Linked DNA regions of Mus musculus: region 1 is linked to region 2. Evidence: chromatin loops called from intact Hi-C (ENCODE). Cell type or tissue: heart. All regions are shown on one strand. Links, peaks and the distances in the headings refer to the core of each region. The heading gives the core; the rest is flanking DNA. Region 1 holds the start of Gm41059 (a long non-coding RNA gene). Region 2 has its middle 13 kb from the start of Gm33172.

Region 1 (10,001 bases), core at 663-8,662, 49 kb before region 2:
GCAGGAAAAGCAGGAGGAAGGAGCCAGGCAAAGAGGACAGCCCTGTGTGGGAAGATGTGTCACTGGTCATTCTTTACAAAGAAAATAAAAATGAGATTTCTTGTTGGCTGTCTTACTTAGTGCTTCCAAAACCCCCTTCCTCTTTTCCGTCTCATAGAGTCTAATTTTTTGAAAATAAAATAAAAGATATTTTAAAAAGCCATGGGTACCCCATGCTGACGTATAACAGGGAATGTAGAAGAACAAGTCTCTGTGTTTCAACACAGATTGGATTTTGCCCACTGAGATCTTCAGCTTGCTCTGCCTCATTTATCATTGAGATGGGCTTCACAGTGTCAGAAGCAACCGCAGCAGGTGGTGTACAAAGCTGATGGCTGGTGGTCGAATGCACCAGATGTCCAGCCAAAGCAGACATGACCAAAAGAACCTGGAAGGAAAGCAACAGAAAGGAAGCATTCAGGGAATGGAGCAGACACTGGTAAGACCTTCCCCACTTGGCTTTAAAGAAATAGAGTCACCATTATTCCATGGCCAAGAGAATGTCATGTCCAGAGGAATTATTTTAAATAGATTCTGAAGCTGACAATGAAGCCCTGACAGGTGGTTGAGCTGTGTTCCCAGTTGGTGAAAAGGTTTACAGAACAGAACATGGCTGGTTCCTCCAAGATCTACAAAGGGAAGATCTAGAGACACACTTTCCCACTTCTGCACTCGTCCACCACCCAGGAAGATCCTTAAGTGGCTCTGTTACTAGTGTTTACCAACTGCTTTAATAACTTAGGATTTAAAAGGGCGGATCTGAAAGAAGAGGCTGGGCTGGAACTTGGAAGGCAGTCAGAAATCCAGCCTGGCAAGTCTAATGGTTTGTTTTCAGCCTTTATTTAACCACCTTCTGCTATCAAGAAACCTACAAGTACTCTGGGGAAGTTTATACAGAAGGAAATGGAGAAAGTGTACATTGTTTCTGAGTTGTTTTGTTAAGACTCCTGGATGGCAAGGGTGTGTGTTTTATAATTATGAAAGTTTGCTCAGCTTGTAGATATGTCGTAGGTTTCACTCTGACAGCCAACCAAGATCCGGTAGCATGCCGTGCCACCTTAGAAAAGCAAACGCTCGAGAGCCCTTGAATCATCTTAAATTCTGCCCTTGTGATGGCTATAAATGAACTTGGCTGCTATCCAACGTAGGCCAGCGGAGAGAACATGCCAGGGGGAAATGTTTTTGTCCGTGCTGGAATGACCAGCTGTCACTGCGTGCCAGCAAGTGGAGGGCACAGAATTGGCGGATCTGTGGGAATAAGCAAACAGTCCTGCTTTCTCCACAGAAACTCATTTCCCTCTGCTGCATATTGACAATTGTGAGCTATGTTTGCAAAGTGGTTTGTGTGCAAGCAAAGCATCCAGGAGGGGAGAGGCGAATGTTTACCCCAGCAGGTCTTAGAAGTGCCAGCTTCTTCACAGAAACACAGATTAACACATTCCCAAGCACCAATATAAGTAAAGATTTGGGCGTTCCTGTATTAGGGGAGGAAAGGGTAAGAGATATAACTTTTGGGTGTGGGATAGATACATGTGATTGTTTAAATTAGCTTGATCAGACCCTACATTAGCTTTAATTCAGTCTGGTCTTTAGTGGATCTATGTTTAAAATAGCTTCCTACCGGTTAACCACACTGTTAGATTTCGTCTTGAATACCAAGAATATCAAATTAATTACTGTGAAACTAATTCAATATAACCCCTGGACTGCATTAAAATAACTTTATAGTCTGTGTTAATATTTGAGACCTTGATACATAGGAGCAGTTGAAAGTACTAAAGCAAGGATATTATTTAAAATAAAATAATTGAATGGAGGAATTTTTTTTCTTTCCTAAGTTTTAAGAAGGAACTATTTTTATTAGGTATGTTGTTTCCATATTAGATGACTTAAAATAATTTAACTGTTTTTAACAGTCCAGAAAAATAGTAATGACTGGCATATGTATGTATATATATCATGCACACAGATAGTCAAGTATGTACGAGGGTGATTATTTTTAACACAGGTTTTAAATGGAGAGTCTAGACCATGTTATCTCCTTTTTCCATGAACAATTCCTACAGTGACATTTGTTATGCACTAGTTTCTGTTCTAAGTACACAACACATATTGACTTATTTAATTCTTTGGCAAACCTAAAAGATATATGTGATTTTTATACCTACTTTACTTGATGGAGTCACCAAAGCTCAAGTATTTAGTAATCTGCAAGATCTCACATTCTACCAAGCAGCAATATGGACGTTAGCGATTAGAATGTCTTCCTAGGAAATCTTTGCCCTGGGCTACGTTACCAACCGGCAAGTCAAGAGGTGAAGTATACCCCTGCATTAGAGTGAAGCCATATCCTTTCAGGTTTCTCCATCATCACTCTGTCAAGCAGGCTTCCTGTTTATTGGTACTGCCACACAATTACAACTAATGTTCCCTATGGAAAATTCACAGGAAGATGCTAAGCTCTATTGGAACCGTTAATGACTGGATAACACTTAATATGATCTTCATAGTTGAGAGGTTAACAGTGAATATAATAGAATTAACCTAATAAAATCTGCTGTGAACTTGAACTCTCTGCTCCAACAGGCCACATCAAAGACATATGGAGTACTTAGCAAGCTTGCTGTCAGCTGATTCCTTTAACACCGTGAGAACCTAGGAACTGGAGAGCTGGCTAAGGTGCTTCAGAGCATTTGCTGTCTTTAGAAAGGACCCAAGTTCAGCTGCCAGCAACCACGTGGCAGCTCATAAGCACCTGCAACTCCAATTCTAGGGAATTTGATGCTCTCTCTTGTCCAGTCTGTCTCTGTGTCTGTGTCTGTGTCTGTGTCTGTGTCTGTGTCTGTGTCTGTCTGTGTCTGTGTCTGCGTCTGCGTCTGCGTCTGCGTCTGTGTCTGTCTGTCTCTGTGTCTGTGTCTGTGTCTGTCTGTCTCTGTGTCTGTGTCTGCGTCTGTGTCTGTCTGTCTCTGTGTCTGTGTCTGTGCCTGTCTGTCTCTGTGTCTGTGTCTGTGTCTGTGTCTGTGTCTGTGTCTGTGTCTGTGTCTGTCTGTGTCTGTGTCTGTGTCTGTGTCTGTGTCTGTGTCTGTGTCTGTGTCTGTGTCTGCGTCTGCCTCTGCCTCTGCCTCTGCCTCTGTCTCTGTCTCTGTCTCTGTCTCTGTCTCTGTCTGTCTCTGCCTCTGTCTCTCTCTTTCTCTCTCCACATATACACACATACACACAGACAGAGACAGAGAGATAGAGAGAGACAGAGACTAAAAGAAGAATTTATCAATGATTTTATTCTTTTGATAGGGGATCTTTCTTACTGGTTTGGGTAGTAACTACCAGTTTATTTTTAAAACAATGTACACAAGCATTGCTGTGTCTCTTGAGCCTTCCCATGAAAGTCCTTTCCAGCTTGAATGGTAGGAGGTGGGAGTAAGGAAAGAGTTAGGAGAGGAGAGGAGCATGTATAGGAACAGTGGAAAGAATACGTTTTCACTCAGTGTTTTGTTTTTGACGTCCAGTGCTCTGGTGACAGAGCTCTCTAACCTGCTCATTTGTGGTCATGAAGTACTTTAGAGACTTTGTCTATCACACTGCATCTTATTTTCACAACAGAGCATGGGCCTAAAACTATATCCATCTACCCAGCTTTTCTATGGAAATACAATCCTTTTTTTAACGACAATAGAAACGTCTGTATCATGTGCCTATTCTAAATTCCAATTATGATAGTGATGAATTCAAATATTCCTAAAAGAATAGTGACATTCTATCTGCAGTCTGGGAGAGAATAATTTCAGAATTCTTTTTTCTTATGTGTGAAATATGTATATGAATATATATATTTATGTATATATAATATAGCTATTCAAGTTATTAATATTCACTATATATTATTTATTTTATTAATCATTACTTTCATTAATCATTATTATTTTCATTAATCATTCCATTCACTATTTCTTAAATGATACCCTCCTTCCTGGTTACCCCTCCACAACCGTCCCATCCCATCCCATCCATCCTCTCCCCCCTCCCCTTTGCCTCTATGAAGGTGCTCCCCCATCTATCCACCCACCCCTGCCAAACTGCTCCAGCATCCCCCTCCACAGGACCAAGGCCATCCCCTCCCACTGATATCAGACAAGACCATCAGGACTCTTAATCACAGGTAGTTGGAATGGTGATTGTCCTTTTAATATGAATAGACATTTGTCTTTAGTATCTACTTCATGGGTCTGAGGCCTCAACTCAGATTTGTAAGAAGTATGAATTCTTTCACTTTGAGAACTTGAATTGTCATCTTTTTGTTTTGTTTTGTTTTGTTTTGTTTTGTTTTGGTTTGTTGAGCCACAAACCTACCAGACAAGCAGGACTTTTAGACCACACTCTCTCTCTTTAAGAATTTTCTCATTCTTCATTCCTAGTCTTCTAATCAGCTTTGGTGCAGGGGGCAGCCCTTTCAAATTACAGCGCTCCCTGTTGTTGGGGATAAGACAGAACCCATGCATCACTGTGGTAATTTTGAGTTTCCTAAAGTATTAACAGGAAGACGCAGCCTTTGACCTGCAGAGATGAGTATCGTTCTGATCTCTTTGACTTGTTCTTACCTGTTACAACCCATTTCCTAATCTTTTCTATTAATTGTAACTTCTTAGCAATCCATGGTAAGTCTAGGCAAAGGCTTGAGCTTTTGGACTGACAAGTCATTTCTACCTTTAGCTGTAAAAGGGAGGGACCATCAGGAGTGGAAGGGAGAAGTCTGAGAAAAAAAAGTGTGGTCAATAAAATTCCCTGGTTTGTATGCTGACAGGCAGTGGAACATGATTGCGAGAGGATAGACTCTGAATCCAGGCCATAGCAACTGACTTAGCCTACAAACAGAGTCGCCTCCAGTATATTTTTGAGTCTCTGTCCAATTCTCTATCTTTATAATGTGGATGATGCTAATAGTATCATGAGAGGCTTATATCTATCATATATTGTTTTTAGACTTAAAACACACTATCTGGCACAAATAAATTCAATGCCTCAATTAATCGCAACTAGTATTTCTATGATCAAAAGTCATGTTGTTCATTTATTCTTAATAAGGAAAACCTTTTAATCATGAGCCAGATTTGTCCTATTTCTTTCTACAATTTACAAATTAGTGTATAAGTGAAATATGATGGGTTCTCAGACTCAAGAAGGATTTATTTAAGCTTCAGGAACTGGCCAAGGGCTCTCAGTTGAAAGCCCATGGCGACTGCATTAGAAAATGCCTTAATTTTCTCTTCACAGAAAGAGCAGAGAACATTCTTGTTATTTCTCATGGGGAGAGGCAGTAAAATGAAAGCAATTCTTTGAAAACTAAGAAAATACTCCATAGTACCTTTACAATTATATGCATATTTAGAAATTTATTTGAAGGGACAATAGCCTAAACATGTTGTGTTTTATTAAAGGATTAGTCAAAAGCAACACATTGCGCTCATTGACTTTCTTCACTCTTAATTCAAATATTACCACTTTGTAATTTTCAAGCAATTAATATAGCCAAGACAAGTCTCCATTAGAAGGTGATTTTGATTTATAACTTTCAATCAAATATTTATATAGCTTTCATGTTACCCATTTAATTTTTATAGCATTGTGGGTGAAATGGTATAAGAGCAGGGAATGATTTATTACAAATCAGAATGCTGTAAATCACTAACAAAAAGAAAACATGGCTTGATTTTATGAACTGGATAATCACAAATGGTCACAAGTTTATTAAAACCCAGGATTAGTCCAGCTTCAAGTGAGAACACTGTAAAGCAGATAGTTCTCAGAAGTTCTTCTGATCATATGCCTCTGGTCACGTCCACCTCCACCTTGCTCCCTTGCTACACACAGGCAGCCTGTCTGCCATGGGCAATGGCAACAGCCTCTTAACTTTTTATCAGCAGCCGGAAGGATTCTAATGAAACATAAAAATGGTGTCTGATTTGTTTATTAGCTCCCTACTCTATCCGTGAGAGTTGGAGATTTTGCTCTGATTCACAAAGCCACAGGTGATTTGAGTCTTAGGATTATCTACTACTAACTCAACGGGCTCTTCCTTCTCACAGAGTCTGGTCTCTGCTCTTGAGAATGGCTTTTGTCTTTGAGGAATCTCTAGCTGGGATCTTTCTCCTATGCTCTCATAATTCACTCTTTCTTGTTGTATCTCTAGTCCAAAGTAACTGTTGCAATGAGGTCTTTCCATCCTGTAAATGTCTTATCATCCCAGTCACTTCTCTCTTTTCAGCTTTCTGCTGATTCAGGTCTCTTAGCATTTACCATAACCAATACTTTTAGGGGACCTCCACAAAGGTGAAGGGTGTTTCTCTGTCTATTCATTGCTAAATCCCTACTACCAGGCATGTAGTAGGAACTCAAGGAATCTGTTTCATGAATGAATGCAGATAACATGTGTGCACGTGTGCTGAACCTCCTTGATGGAATATCTTACTTAATTTGACTACAATTCTCAAAACTGGCTTATATTTTATCGGGATGGTTCTGACTGGTATTGATAAGCTGTTGGCAAATAAGTTGGCATAGGAGAGCAGAGTAACTGTAGAGAGGTGGCAAGGAGTCGTCAAATGTTTAGCAAAACCCCTCAACAAAATAAGAACAGAGAGCGAGAGACTGAGCAAGCTTACTAATAAGCTGCTGAGTAGCGGTCACTGTCTTTAGATGATATAGGTTCATACTTAAGGGCTGGACTTTATTGTACCTCGATTGCAGATACTAAAGCAGCCAGCATGGCTTCACAGTGACTCTTGCAAACAGCAACCTGTCAGTTTAATACCTGACACTTAGAAAGACATGCTTTGTACCTGGAGAATCAGAACCTGAGAACTTCATCAAATATCCTGAAGCATGTGACACATCATTAACAGTTTTTTGATATATTATAATTACCCAGGGGCCAACTACTCACTCTGTGTGTGTGTGTGTTTCAGATAGATATCTATATCTCTAATATGTTAAGATAACATGATAGATAAAGGATTTACAAAGAAACTATTAAGTTTTTCTATTACCTGAATGAAGAACTTGAATTATGGTTTTGTTTCTCCTGTTTAGAAAACAAATGAAAATATTAAGAACCATATCTTTTTCTCTGCCTAAGGTAAATTTTAAGAGAAAGAAAAGGGGGTAGAGGAAATAAGGAGAAATCGCAAAGTATAAATACCACCCTGAAGGGTGCATGAATTTCATAAATAATTTCTTTAAGTCCCATAACATTCTGAGGACTGACTCTGACATTTTTGGATTTGGTGTGTAATTAATTTGACAACATAAGCCCATCCTTTGGGTTGCCCTGGAAACCAATTTTGGTAACATAAAGAAGTGCTAGCTGTTAATTGGTATTCAGAGTTAGTAGCTGGTGTCTTTGCTTCTGTCTCCATGGTAACCTAGCTGTCACGTTTTTATCCCTAACATTGTGGTAAGATTTCAGATGCATGAGTCTTAATGCACATGTCTGTAGTCTCTGGCACAGTGTCTTCTTCTTATCTGTGATTGTGATCATTTGGAAGATGTTAGGGTTGTCGTTGAAAAGTGGTTGCTCTGGGAAATTTTATTTCATCAGCTCTTCTGACCTCCACATGGTGCAAGAATCCATAGCATCCATTTTGGAAGATGGATGCATTTATTTGTGGTTGTTGGTTGTCTACACTCTGTGTGTGTGTGTGTGTGTGTGTGAGAGAGAGAGAGAGAGAGAGAGAGAGAGAGAGAGAGACAGACAGACAGACAGAGACAGAGAGAGACAGAGAGAGAGACAGAGAGAGAGACAGAGAGAGAGACAGAGAGAGAGAGACAGACAGAGAGATAGACAGAGAGAGAGACAGACAGAGAGACAGACAGAGACAGACAGCGACAGACAGAGACAGACAGAGACAGACAGAGAGAGAGAGACACACACAGAGAGAGAGAGAGAGAGAGAGAGAGAGAGAGAGAGAGAGCTGAGTGTTTAAATATAAAAACAGGGTAATGATGTATAAATTAGGAATGGTTGCTCAAGGCTGTTTATCTGAGAGTAGAGATAATATTACATTTGAGGAATAAATGCTAAGTTAGAGAAATGAGACATTTCGTGTTTTGAAAGAGTATTCTCACATTGTGTTTGGATAATGTAGAGATACCTCATGAACTTAATGTGTAGCAATTTCTTCTTTATCAAAATGCAAACCCCCACTATTTTTAATTATCTTTCCTCAGTTTTTCTACTTATTAAACTGTACTTTGATTTTACTCTTTTAAAATTTCACTCATCTTTTCTAAATCCTTGGATGTAATACAGTTATTTACTAACCATCAATGACTAGCTAGGCAGTTGGTCAATCTGGAAAATTATGCTAGAGATATATGAAATGGTTTGGACACTGTAACAGTTAAGTTACACCTTTTAAGACCAACATCCAGACTGAAATAGATGCAGCATTATCTTTCAACATGAGGTTTAAGTCTGGCCTTTCCATAAACCAGTTTTTAGACCACTAGGGGAAGAAAAGTACTAGCAAAATTTAAAACACAAATTAAAAACAAAAACAAAAAAACAGTATGATCAAAATTATGGCCAAAATCATTATGGCTAACTGAGTGCATGGGAGGTCAGTGGTGTCACTTGTTTCACCATGTAAATGTTCTTACCGTGGCTCATTGCATACTTGCTTTATGGAACTCTGCCAAGACATTAATGTTCATCTCTCACAAACCAGCTCTAAAATAATACCACTTGTTTCAACCATTTTTGTGAAGTTTTGATAAGCTTTCCAAGATGAAATGCCAGCCTCAAAGATTCAGCTTTTTGTCTTCTCAAATGACTTTATCATTTCTGTTATTTTTAAAAGAGATATAGCTCATATAGTATGACATGCGTACAGTTTTCTTTTCTGTTTTTAATGCAACTCATGATAGACACCATATCTTATAGTTAAGTTTAAATATTTGCATATATTTGCATATGAGGTGGTATTAAAATGTACCCACAATTCTTGGATACTCCTCCGTTCATTTTGTGGATTCCATTTCATTTTCTTTTGCCAGTGAATTGTACCTAACAATGTGTTTCTGTGGATGGCATATGGTAGAAATGTCTGTAGACCAATTCTAAAACTGTATCATTTAAAAGTATTTTTATTTTGTCCTTGCTCCTTCTTTCAGAAATTGGACTTTGGAAAAAAAGCTATCAGCACATTTGGCAGCTTCCATGGAAAGGTCTATGTGGCCCAGAACTGAGGTCTCTGGCCAGCAATCATGTTGGTGAGCCATCTTGGAACTAATTGTGACACAACATGCCTCATGTCTTCTGATGTATGGTGTTATAGTTGCCATATTGATTATAAGCTCAACTAATTGCTCTTATTCCAAAGCACCAGCTAAGCTGCTACCAACACTTAGCCTATGGATAGTGGGATATTATTAATGCTTAATCTTTTAATCCACTAAATTCTGAAGTGATTTGTCATACAGCCACAAAAAATGGAGCATATTTCATATTAGTCTAAAAACATAAGGGGTTCATTAGCATTTGGGTTTAATTATGGAATGTAGCAAGCATGTAGGAGAACACATTAATATTCTTAAGCATTGACAGAGAGCTTCTAATGCTTTCAAGAGGAAGCTGCCATTTGAATTTGCCATTAATGACCTATTTACTGGGTATTAATGGCTTATCACTGTCAAGGACTTTCTGTGATGTATAGATATCTCAAGCCGTTTCTGTTAATGAGCCACTTGATCAGCAGTGATCTGCGACGTCCGTGGGGAGATGGGATTATATATAACCCAAAGATTGGCGTCATTAGATCCCTGGCACTGTGTAAGCTTAATTAGCAGTGTCATATCTGTCCGAATCCCTGGAATCCCAGCTACTAAAGCCAAGAGCCAGCTCTTCGGCTTTATGGTGGTCACTGATGCAAAGGAGAGATGATATATATTTTCTTAAAGGCAGTAAATCC
Region 2 (10,001 bases), core at 951-8,950:
AGTGATAAGTTCAAGTCTACCTTACTCTAAATCTATGTGTTTCCCCTCTTATACTAACACCACTGGTTCAAGTTATTTGATAATGTCTGAAACAGATGTGTTTGATCTGTTTCAGATCATTCATTTCACTCTACATTATAATATACAGCCAGATACACACATATCCAATTTACTTATCCATCCCTTCAAATATATGAGTCCGTTGTTCACCTATGGCAAACCCTTACTAAGCACATGGGACCTATGAATTAAAACTTAAAGCCTCTCATCTCAGCGACTTAACAGGGAGAAAAACCAGATAGCATTTATATTGCACATGTGCAACTATCAAAGAATGTACAAGATCATGAAACAGAATGGCAGCACAAATTCTCTAGGCCTGGCGCTGCACAACATCACCACACTTGTCAAATTACCAGCTATCTTTCCAAAGCTACTGACCTCAACTCCAATTGCAGATAACAGCAAGGGAGTTGAGACTGTTTATGTGGGTTTAGGGAAAGTTCCATCTGGATGTCAGTAGAGCGCACAGGAAAGGGTGTATTTCTAGACAAAGGAAATCTCCTTCTCCTAAATGTAGAACCTCTTGGAAACTGTTCTGAATTTAGAAATCAACTTCAACTGTCACTGTTTGTGAAGGGGGTGGGTTGAGGTGGAACATACACTTGAAGTAGCTACATATATCGCAGTCTCTTCTTCTAATTGCCTTGGCAATTCTAGAGTTGGATCCACAAGGACTCGTATACTATAATCTTTTATTGTTTGCACATGATTATTGTTTGCGCACAATAGACTGTACTTCTCTGTTTGGTAAAATTTGAATTTCTCTTTTAAATTAAAGCTTTCAATATAATGAAAGTAGCTTTCAAAAGTTGTACTGTTCATTCCTTGAAAACCTACAATGAACAGTTTCTATACCTCCTGCATCCTGGTGTTTGTTCCTGATAAAAATAGAAACACGTCTTATAAATATAAACAGAAGAAAAATGATAAGGACCAAGTTCAAGTTCTAGGCAGCATTGCATGCTGGGAAGCACAACGTACGTGATTTTTAGGCTTCATCAAAACGTGCATGAAGGCAAGTTCATGGTTACATCATGCCCTCTGCTCTCCTTTGTTTTCCATTGCTGCGATAAACACCAGAACGCAAGGCAATTTGGGAAGGGAAAGGTTTAATTTGGCTTACACTTCAATGTCACAGTCTGTCATTAAGGGAAGTTAGGGCAGGAACTCAGACAAGAATCTGGAAGCAAGAGCTAAATGGGAGACCACAAAAGAACACTGCTTACTGGTTTGTTCAGCCTGCTTTCTTGAATAATCTGCAACCACCTGCCCCTCAGTAGAACCACACAGTGGGCTGGATCCCCCCCCCACACACACACATCAATCATTAGTTCAATTAGTTCAGATAATGCCTTCCCAGACACCTCTGCAGGCCAATCTGAAAGAAGCACTTTCTGGACTGATGTCCTTCCTCCCCACCACCCCCAGAGGAGTTTAGCTTGTGTCATGTTGACAAAAACTAACTAGCAAAACTATCTTAAGAAATGAACCTAATGAGTCTTGCTTTCTTGCCTTCTGATTGAGAGACTAGTCTTCTAAGTGGCCCTAACCTCTCGGGAGCCTATCTAGTTCATATAAAGATTTCTGAACTCAGCTCTTCCAAAGTCAATGTCCATTGCTCACCACGGTGAAGCAGAAAAATTGACCACAGAAATATAAGGGAGCTTTCTAAATGAAAAATAATGTTTTGTTATGATAAGTAAGTATGCTCTTAGGAAAACAATTCATATTTTATCTCATTTACTTATCATTTATTTACTAAACCCATGACATTATACTGAAAGCAGTAACAAGAATTTCCCCCAATGAAATATAATTCTCCTTTAATCTCTATAAATAGCATGAATACAGCTTAAGACAAAATGTATGAAGTGAATATTACCCCCATTTTAAGATGTTTGGGCAGCTGAAAAGATAAAAGAACATATATAATGGCAAAGAGGGTGTTTTGTATATATTTATGCATGTAGAGGCCAGAAGTTTACACTATATGTTTTTCTCCATTGTTCTGTACTTTTTATTTTTCTGATATGGCCTCTTGATGCTGGGTTGGCTCTATTGGCTCCCTATTGAGCTACAGGCTTCCAGCTTTCTCTATTCCCACTGCTTGGACTAGTTATACACTATTCTACCTATTATATGTTTAATCACACACTACTGTAAGTATCATGTGTTCAGTCTCTGAACTCAGGCCTCATGCTCATGTGTGGCATGCCCTTAACTAAACCATTTAAAGTTTACAACTCTACTCATATATTTGAAATATACTTTATTTCACAAATGCCTTTAGATTCACCTGTTCTTTGTGGATGATTTTGCTGTATTACAGTTTCTAAATTGTACAAAAATCACACACCAGATGCAGGCAATATTGACACTTGCTGTGTAGACCTAGCTTATAATTAAACTGCTGGATTAGGATGCTCTATAATCAAACTCTTGACAGAGGTAGACAGGTGAAGTTGACAATTTATTCTTTGCAGGAGTGAGTTGAGATGTGGAATCAAAATCCTAATTACTTAATGAGGCTGATGCACACAGGAATGGTCTTTCTGTCAATCAGAGTGTAGGAAATGACCTTTTGTGTTTCAGGCTGCAGACATAGACTTTCCACGCATGGGCATCTGCTAACCTCTATTTGTTTTTTTCCTTTGCCCTGGCTTTCACATCCAGCCTCAGTTTTCATTAGAGAATTTGCCCTCTCTTTCCCCCCAGAAGCACACAGTTCTTTGAGCATCTATTTCTATGTCTTTTAAAGTTCTTTCCACCCTCCCCCCAATGCAATTTTTACTTGAATTGATGTTCCTTTGTGAAGTTCAGACACGTCCATCAACTCATCACTCAAAAATCCTGAGATGACTTGAAATACATTCCCTGAGGTGAAAAATAATTGCGTGAAAGCACTCTTTATTGTTTTCAGTTTCACAGTTCTGAGTTCTCTCCTTGACTTTTTAAAAATTTCACATTTTTTCCCCAATTCCTTAAAGTCACAAGTACACAGAATTATCAGTGAGTGCTTTCCATAGATTATTTTTAAAAACCATCAGGACAAATATGCAGAATAATAAAAAACATCTGACTTATTTTTCTCCTAGCTTTAAATACATCCTGGCTCTGCTCTGGACATGACTTTCTGAGAGGGTCGGTTCCATGGTGGTAGGAAGCATATGGATGGGCTCAATGAAATACTAAGGCTCCTTATTCAATCCAGAAGTGATATCATTTCCTTCAAATTACTTACAAAGCTTTGTGCTTCAGGAGTCATTGTGTTACTGGGAATGTGATTGTTTCACCGTGGTTTCATTGTCCTGAGAGGGTTCTCCAAGTCTGTTAGAAAAAAACCCGCTGAGGAGAGGGGCGGGCCATGAGCTCATTTATTTTCATTATAGGCTATGATTTTGAAGGCAATATGTCACCAGCCTATGGTTAATCAGAGGTAAAGAACTGACCTCCTACCTGGCGCTGAGTATACTCTACATATTTGTAAGTAGAAGAGAGATCACACACGGATCCCAGTCCTCTGCTGAGGAGATGAATGGAGAATGAACTTGTTTTATTTTAATAGAGAAAAAAATCACTTCAGGGTATTTTGCAGAATTACCCCAAGATTACAGGAACTGTCTTGGCAAAGGCCTTTTGAGTAGTGAGTGTAAGACTCATATTTCAGTTACATGCATGTGTCTGTGAGTGTGTGTGTGTGTTTACAAGGCAATTTAAAACTGTATTTGAGCTCTTATACCAAGAGCTAGTTAGGGAGAATTATTGCTTATTGATGGAAAACTCAAAAAGAATTATTTCAAATTATTCACTATCATGACTTTCTTGCATTGCTATGCTCCTTCCCGGGAAGGTCGACACGTGTTACATCCCTGCTTTCTTTATATCTTCGATGTTTGCCATAAACTGTCGATAAGTACTGTTCACCGAAAGGCCAGTGGCAGCCGATACTGCGTGTGTTTCTTGACACGATGACTAAATTACCATCTGCCTCGACATAAGTAGGTGACACTTTGTAAAAGAACTCAAAGCCTTAAAATAATTAGTAGCCATTTCCAGAAAGAAATATATGAAGGAAGGGGAAAAAAAAAAAGAAGAAACCATAAACCACCCAAAAGGCAATACTCTGGTAAATGGTGATGATCTTGTCCCATTCCAGAAGTAGCTGATGGAGAAGTCCACTTCTCTCTGCGCCAGGTGACTGGCAGCTCTAAGGGGTGTCCCTTGTTGATATTGCTAGCATGGACAGATCACGCCAGGCAAATCACACTGAAGCCTGCAGAGGAAGGCGAAATTCCTGCATATGATAATCTGCATTAGCCTAATTTGTTTCTCAACCTGTGGGTTGCCCACATATCAGGTATCCTGCATATTTACATAACAACTCGTAACATTAGCAAAATTAAGTTATGAGGTAGGGACAAAATCATTTTATGGTTGTGAGTCACCACAACATGAGGAAATGTATTAAAGGGTCACAGCATTTTAGCAAGGATGAAAACCACTAGGCTAAGGAGGCTGAGCTGTTAGGACATGCGTCCAGACAGCTCTGTATATAATGGTGGTGCATCATATTTTAAAAACCAACAGCAGCAGCCTTTCTCATATTTATTATAAAATACTTTCTAATATATAGTAGAAATTCGTTTTCCTCATTCCTGCCATCAATAAAAGAACAAACCAATGCAAAAAAAAAAAAAAAATTTTTTTTAAAGACAGGTTGATAAATCAAGCTCAGCAAAATTCACCAGAGTTCTACTTGCTGGGCTAGTGTATCTCCAGAGATCTCATTTTCACTCCCAGAAAGCACAGCGTGCAACTGGACTTCTACCTTTGAACTTGCGTTTGCTATATTTACCCTTGTTTTCTCATAGGGTGCTCGCACAGGCAGAGTGGGAGCTAAATCAGGCTCTGATAGGGCTTCCTCATCCTGAACTGTTCTTTGAGAACACTGTTTTCATAAATAGCCCGCAAGGCAGTGGGTTTCTGAGGTCACTGTGCTTCACACAATTGTTCTCCAAGGGACTACGTGAAAGACAGTGGCTGGCTGAGGCCTGCAGTTCCTGGAAGCTAGGTTTCTCAGCATTCAAGGGCTATCTCTTATGAAACAAAGCAGGAGGCTGTGTGAGGGTGACCTTGGTCATTGTTCTTGAGGCCTGTGACTTCAGGAGTGGAGGTTGCTCCTAATAGGATAGGACTGACTTTGAAAGTGATATCATCTTGGTCGCAGGATGCCCATCGGAAAAAGCAAGGTGGTATCTGGAATGGGATTAATGCTTTGTAAATGCTTCCCTACTAAAAAGGGTTGCAAAGTAAAGAAAGCATTCTCTGAATATGCCTCCCTCCTACTTCCTCCACACACAGAAGGATTAATCCCACCCATCTTAGCAGAGATTGACAAAATGGGGTGCTGACCAGTTGTTATTCAATATGAGGACTATATTATAAAGACATATAGAGTAGGTGAATAAAACCTGTCTATTGCTTGAGAGTTGGAAGAGGGTCAAGAGAAGAAAGGCCTTTCCAGGAACAGCCCTCCACAGCAGATATTGTACTGAATCAGCTAAAGGGTGGGAGAGGCCTTTACAGTCACACTCAACAACAGCCTTTCTTTTTTACACTAAGTGACCCACTGCAATTTACATATAACCCCTGCCAATTCTGGGCACCGATTTCCTGTGACTCTATTTCTACAAAATTTGTAGGATGTAGAAACACAGAAAGAGAACAAACCATTGTGCTGTTTTTCTCTAGGACCCTGTGATTTATGGCAACTCACCAGCTTTGAGGAAGGGCTCCTTGTGAACTGGGGAAGACTGGTCAAAGATTCTGCCGGCCAAATAAGCAAATTACACTTAAAATATGTTCACATTTTTCTGGAGCCTCTTTCCTGGGTGGAATGTGTATGGACTTTGCAGGCTGTGAATTACTTAAACAACTGCCATTAATTATTTCAAAATAAAATATAATTTAAGTGTTCGGATCCCATATTCAGAACAAAGACTAGACCATGACCACAGAATCACTTGCCTCTGTTTCTCTGACTGTTTCTCTCCTGCCTTTGTAGGCACAGTCATTCTGCATTGCTTTTAAATTTATTTGAAGTTAGATCCCCTAAATCAGTATTGCAATGTCCTAAGTGTACAAATCTTGGCAAATTCCGTTTATACTGTCTTCGTTATGGATATCACTGAACTTCTTGCTTTGAGAACATAAAAAATGGTGGAGGATATGATAGAACTCAAAATAATGTGTTTTTTGTTTGTTTAGAGTCAGAATCTCATGGGGTTTAGACTGCAATTGAACTGACTCTGGAGTCACAGCTGGCCTTAAACTTTTGATCCTCCTGTGTCTACCTCCCAAGTGCAAGGATAACAGGCATTACCACCCCACCAGACCCAACTGCAAACATTGTTTTTAAAGATTCCTATAAATTGCTGTCTCTCCGCATGCAAAGAAGACATTTGCGGTGTCTGTACAATCATTTAAATACTGGGTTTCTTATGGGAAGACTGCTGGCATTTCAAATTAAAAAGAAACAAAGCCACTCAGGTCTATATATAGCCTGCCATGTTTGCATTGCTGTTAGTATAGTCACATCAAAGCATATTCTTTTTCTTATAGTTATTCCATGTTTCTCTGTGGACTGTAACACACACACGCTCACACAATGAACACTCAAAGTTAACACCTTGAAGACCTCAAGACTATAGTTCAATCTACTTCAAGAGATACCATCTGACAAGTTGGCTAAATTGATTTGTTATTGGATTTCACTGGCAAGTGAATGATGGATAAAGAATGAAAAATACAGAATATCTAAGCTCATTACTTATTTGTTTAAAATTAGCATCTATTGAGTGTCTTTGTGACAATTTCATGCACATACAATGTTCACCCCGATTACTGGAATCCCCTTTTGATCTCCTTCCCAACACTACTGTCTTCCCTTCCCTGTAAGTCTCCTTTCCACACTCCCATACTTCATTTTTGCTGTCGATCTCCTGTTTGCTGAGACTCATTGAATTTAAGCAAGACTGTCTGGGTGACCATGGGTTTGGAAGTACCTCTCGGAGCCCACTGGGCTTTTCAGTGGTACACAACTGAATACAGTAAGCGTCTCTCCCCTAGAATCGATTAGTAGGCAATGGTTTAGTAGGTAACGGTAATGCCACGTAGGTCCCTTCCCTATCTATAAATGACTTTTTGATAAGATCCATTGCAGGTGATCATAGCTATTGTTATGTCATGACTGCACTGGCTATGCCGAACCTAACAGACAGTGTTCCAAGCCTTTCTCCATATTTTCTACCTTTGACATTTTTTTCTACTTATTTTCTCATGATGTCCATGAGACAGTCTAAGGATGGAATAAATTCCCCATTTAGTCCTGAGAATAAATTTATTCTCAGCACTTTAGACACCCATGTGTCTCCTCATGCTCTACCATTCATTATAAAGAGAGGCTACTCCATGTAAGGCTGGGAAAAGCATATATCTATGGATAGAGAAGTAATTATTTAGGAGGCAGATTGGTGTCGTGACAATTTAGTGAAAGAACAGTATGAAGTTCTTGCTTAAAGCCTGAAACCTTCAACCATGGAGTTGAACAATTTTTCAGTAGTTAACATTTATTCCTTCCAGTGAATTGAACCTCAAATTCAATCAAAGAGTGATTGGTTAACCCTATAACTGCCATACCACTGATCCTCCTATGGGCCGGTGTTGCCTTGAAGGCTGGCATTATACCTTATAAGGTTTACAACTAAGTAAAACAATTGATGCCTCTCACTCCCCAGCAGGCTATATCAAACCTTCTAAAATTATGAAAGTTAGCCAGTAGAAAAGATGCTGCCAACTTCATTTCTCTATACCATGCAATCAACATGTTTGGATTCTTTAGCAATAGAATCTTACCAATTGTTTCTAGTGAGAAAGCAAGAAGAGAGACGAATACCTCTATTGCTTTGGGGTCGCTGAGGCTTTTCAACCAACAACTGTAGGAAGGTGTCTTACATCTGGTTTTTATGTTTGTTTATTTTTGGTTTTGTTTTCCCCTTGAAACCTTTAGCTTTTGGGAACAGCACTGTGCAGATTGTAGAACATCTCTTTCCTAAATCTGTCTTCTCAAACTCACATATATTTTCTTGATTTACAAAGTAGTAAGTTTCTATGTGTTGTTACTCACATATCCTTAGGTTTAGTTATTTCTCCCTCTCTCCTCCTCTTCTCCACTCCCACCTAAATGCTAGCATTAGCTTTCTACCTTCTATGAAAGTAAAAGTAAAATACCCCTTTACTTTCATATCACCCATGTTAAACCAGCTCTCCTCCTAGGGCATCCTCCATCTAAATTATCTTTGTATAATTTCCCTCTCTGGAATGTAATAACTGCAGAAGTACAGATATTCAAGCTAAACATACAAATGTAATACTTTGAAGGTAGAATCCACGTGTCAGAAAGTACATGTGGCATTTTTCTCTCTACTACTTTTATTGTCCTTTTATTAGTTGATGAACATACAGGGTGATTTCATCTCCTATTAATAGTGAACACAGCAGCAGTGAACAAGTCTGATCAAGTATCTTTGGAGTAGGATACAGAATCCTTTGGGTATGTACCCAGGTGTGAGTCAAATGGTAGGTTCTTGAGTTCCAAGGGCAAAGGAAAATACCTGTGAGGTGACTAGGCACCCAGTGTAGGTCCTCAGATGGTCAGAGTTCCAGAAGGAGGAAAATATACCTGTGGGATAAGCAGGCATTTGGAATAGTTCCTTTGGTCAGAACTCATTTGTAATTTAGCCATTAAATCTTGGTATGCATTTGCAACACTAATTTAAAGCTCTTTCCTCTTTAGATAATGCATAAGGATTGCACTTGCTTTTGGAATTTGGACATTCTTAAATCTGAGAACTTCTGCTTGGGCTTCTTCATATGCCAGAGAAGGCTCGGAAATTGGAGAGACATTTGCAGGAGGTGGAGCCATGTCATTTGGCACTCTAAAGAAAGAAAGCAATTCTATTTCAGAAAGTACAATTAGCTCCTGTGTGTATCTAGGCACCTGGCTGCAGGTATGGAGCACTGACTCCTAAAATATTCCTGTCATGTTCCTTAATCACAGACATGACATTGCTCAGTTATGAAATGGCCTAAAATAGGGGGAATTTATTTTAAAATTTTAGAGATGTTATGTGACATTGTCAGTGTAAAAGCTCTCAAACTCCAGGCTTCCTTCCTCCTCCTCCTCCTCCTCCTCCTCCTCCTCCTCCTCCTCCTCCTCCTCCTCCTCCTTCTTCCTCTTCCTCCTCCTCCTCCTCCTTCTTCTTCCTCTTCCTCCTCCTCCTCCTTCTTCTTCCTTCTTCCTTCTCCTTCTTTTTCTCCTCCACCTCCTCCTTCTCCTCCTCTTCCTCCTCCTTCTCCTCCTCTTCCTCCTCCTCTTTCTCTTCTTCCTTCTCTTCCTTCTTATTCATTCATTTCTATCTGGCCCCTTCTTGGTCACGTATAAAGAGTAGAAGGACTACTGAGCAGAATTCAACCTGCAGACTCATTCAGCTGGAAAAGGGGACTCAAAACTCCTAAGGACACTCCTGACTCTGGGATTTAGAAGATACTGTAGATCTAATTATTTTATCACCCTATGAAATCTTTCTATGCATTGTCTGAATTTGCCTAGGGTACTACAGCCAACTATTATTTTTTAAGAAAACCTACTACAATATTATAAGTAATGTTCATGGCAAACAGAGGAACTGATTTGAGGGAGAAAACTCAGCCACTCACTTTGTCTTTATTTTGATACATTTAAGAAAAAAATCTTGTCTATTTATCTAAATTAGTTTTCTTTAGAATTTAGCACACTTATGTGTGTCAGTTTACAGCTGACAGTAAACAGTAAACAGTTTACAGCTCCCAATGATGACCTGAAATGTAATTCAAGATCT

The links. A loop is a pair of places that touch in the nucleus more often than their neighbours do. Peaks named below come from ENCODE experiments on the same cell type or tissue, not always from the same donor. Only the 100,000 strongest peaks of a DNase experiment are listed, where the experiment ranks them.
Region 1: it touches region 2 in a loop (2.1-fold over the local background); 2 of 42 quality-filtered maps call a loop at or near these places.

Annotation. Positions count from the first base shown.
Region 1 is chr13:110,642,627-110,652,627 of GRCm38, forward strand. Gm41059 (a long non-coding RNA gene) reads left to right here and starts at 245. Exons shown (of 3, transcript XR_873955.2): 1 at 245-478; 2 at 9,205-9,303. It overlaps Gm33045 (predicted gene, 33045), which reads left to right. Exons shown (of 6, transcript NR_167735.1): 6 at 1-115. In heart, for the core only: no CTCF peak of the experiment used is centred there; a DNase peak (open chromatin) is centred at 1,175; H3K4me3 peaks cover 360 bases; H3K27ac peaks cover 820 bases.
Region 2 is chr13:110,691,700-110,701,700 of GRCm38, forward strand. No RefSeq gene overlaps it. Among named protein-coding and RNA genes, the nearest start is that of Gm33172, 13 kb to the left of the region's middle. In heart, for the core only: no CTCF peak of the experiment used is centred there; a DNase peak (open chromatin) is centred at 5,092; H3K27ac peaks cover 1,959 bases.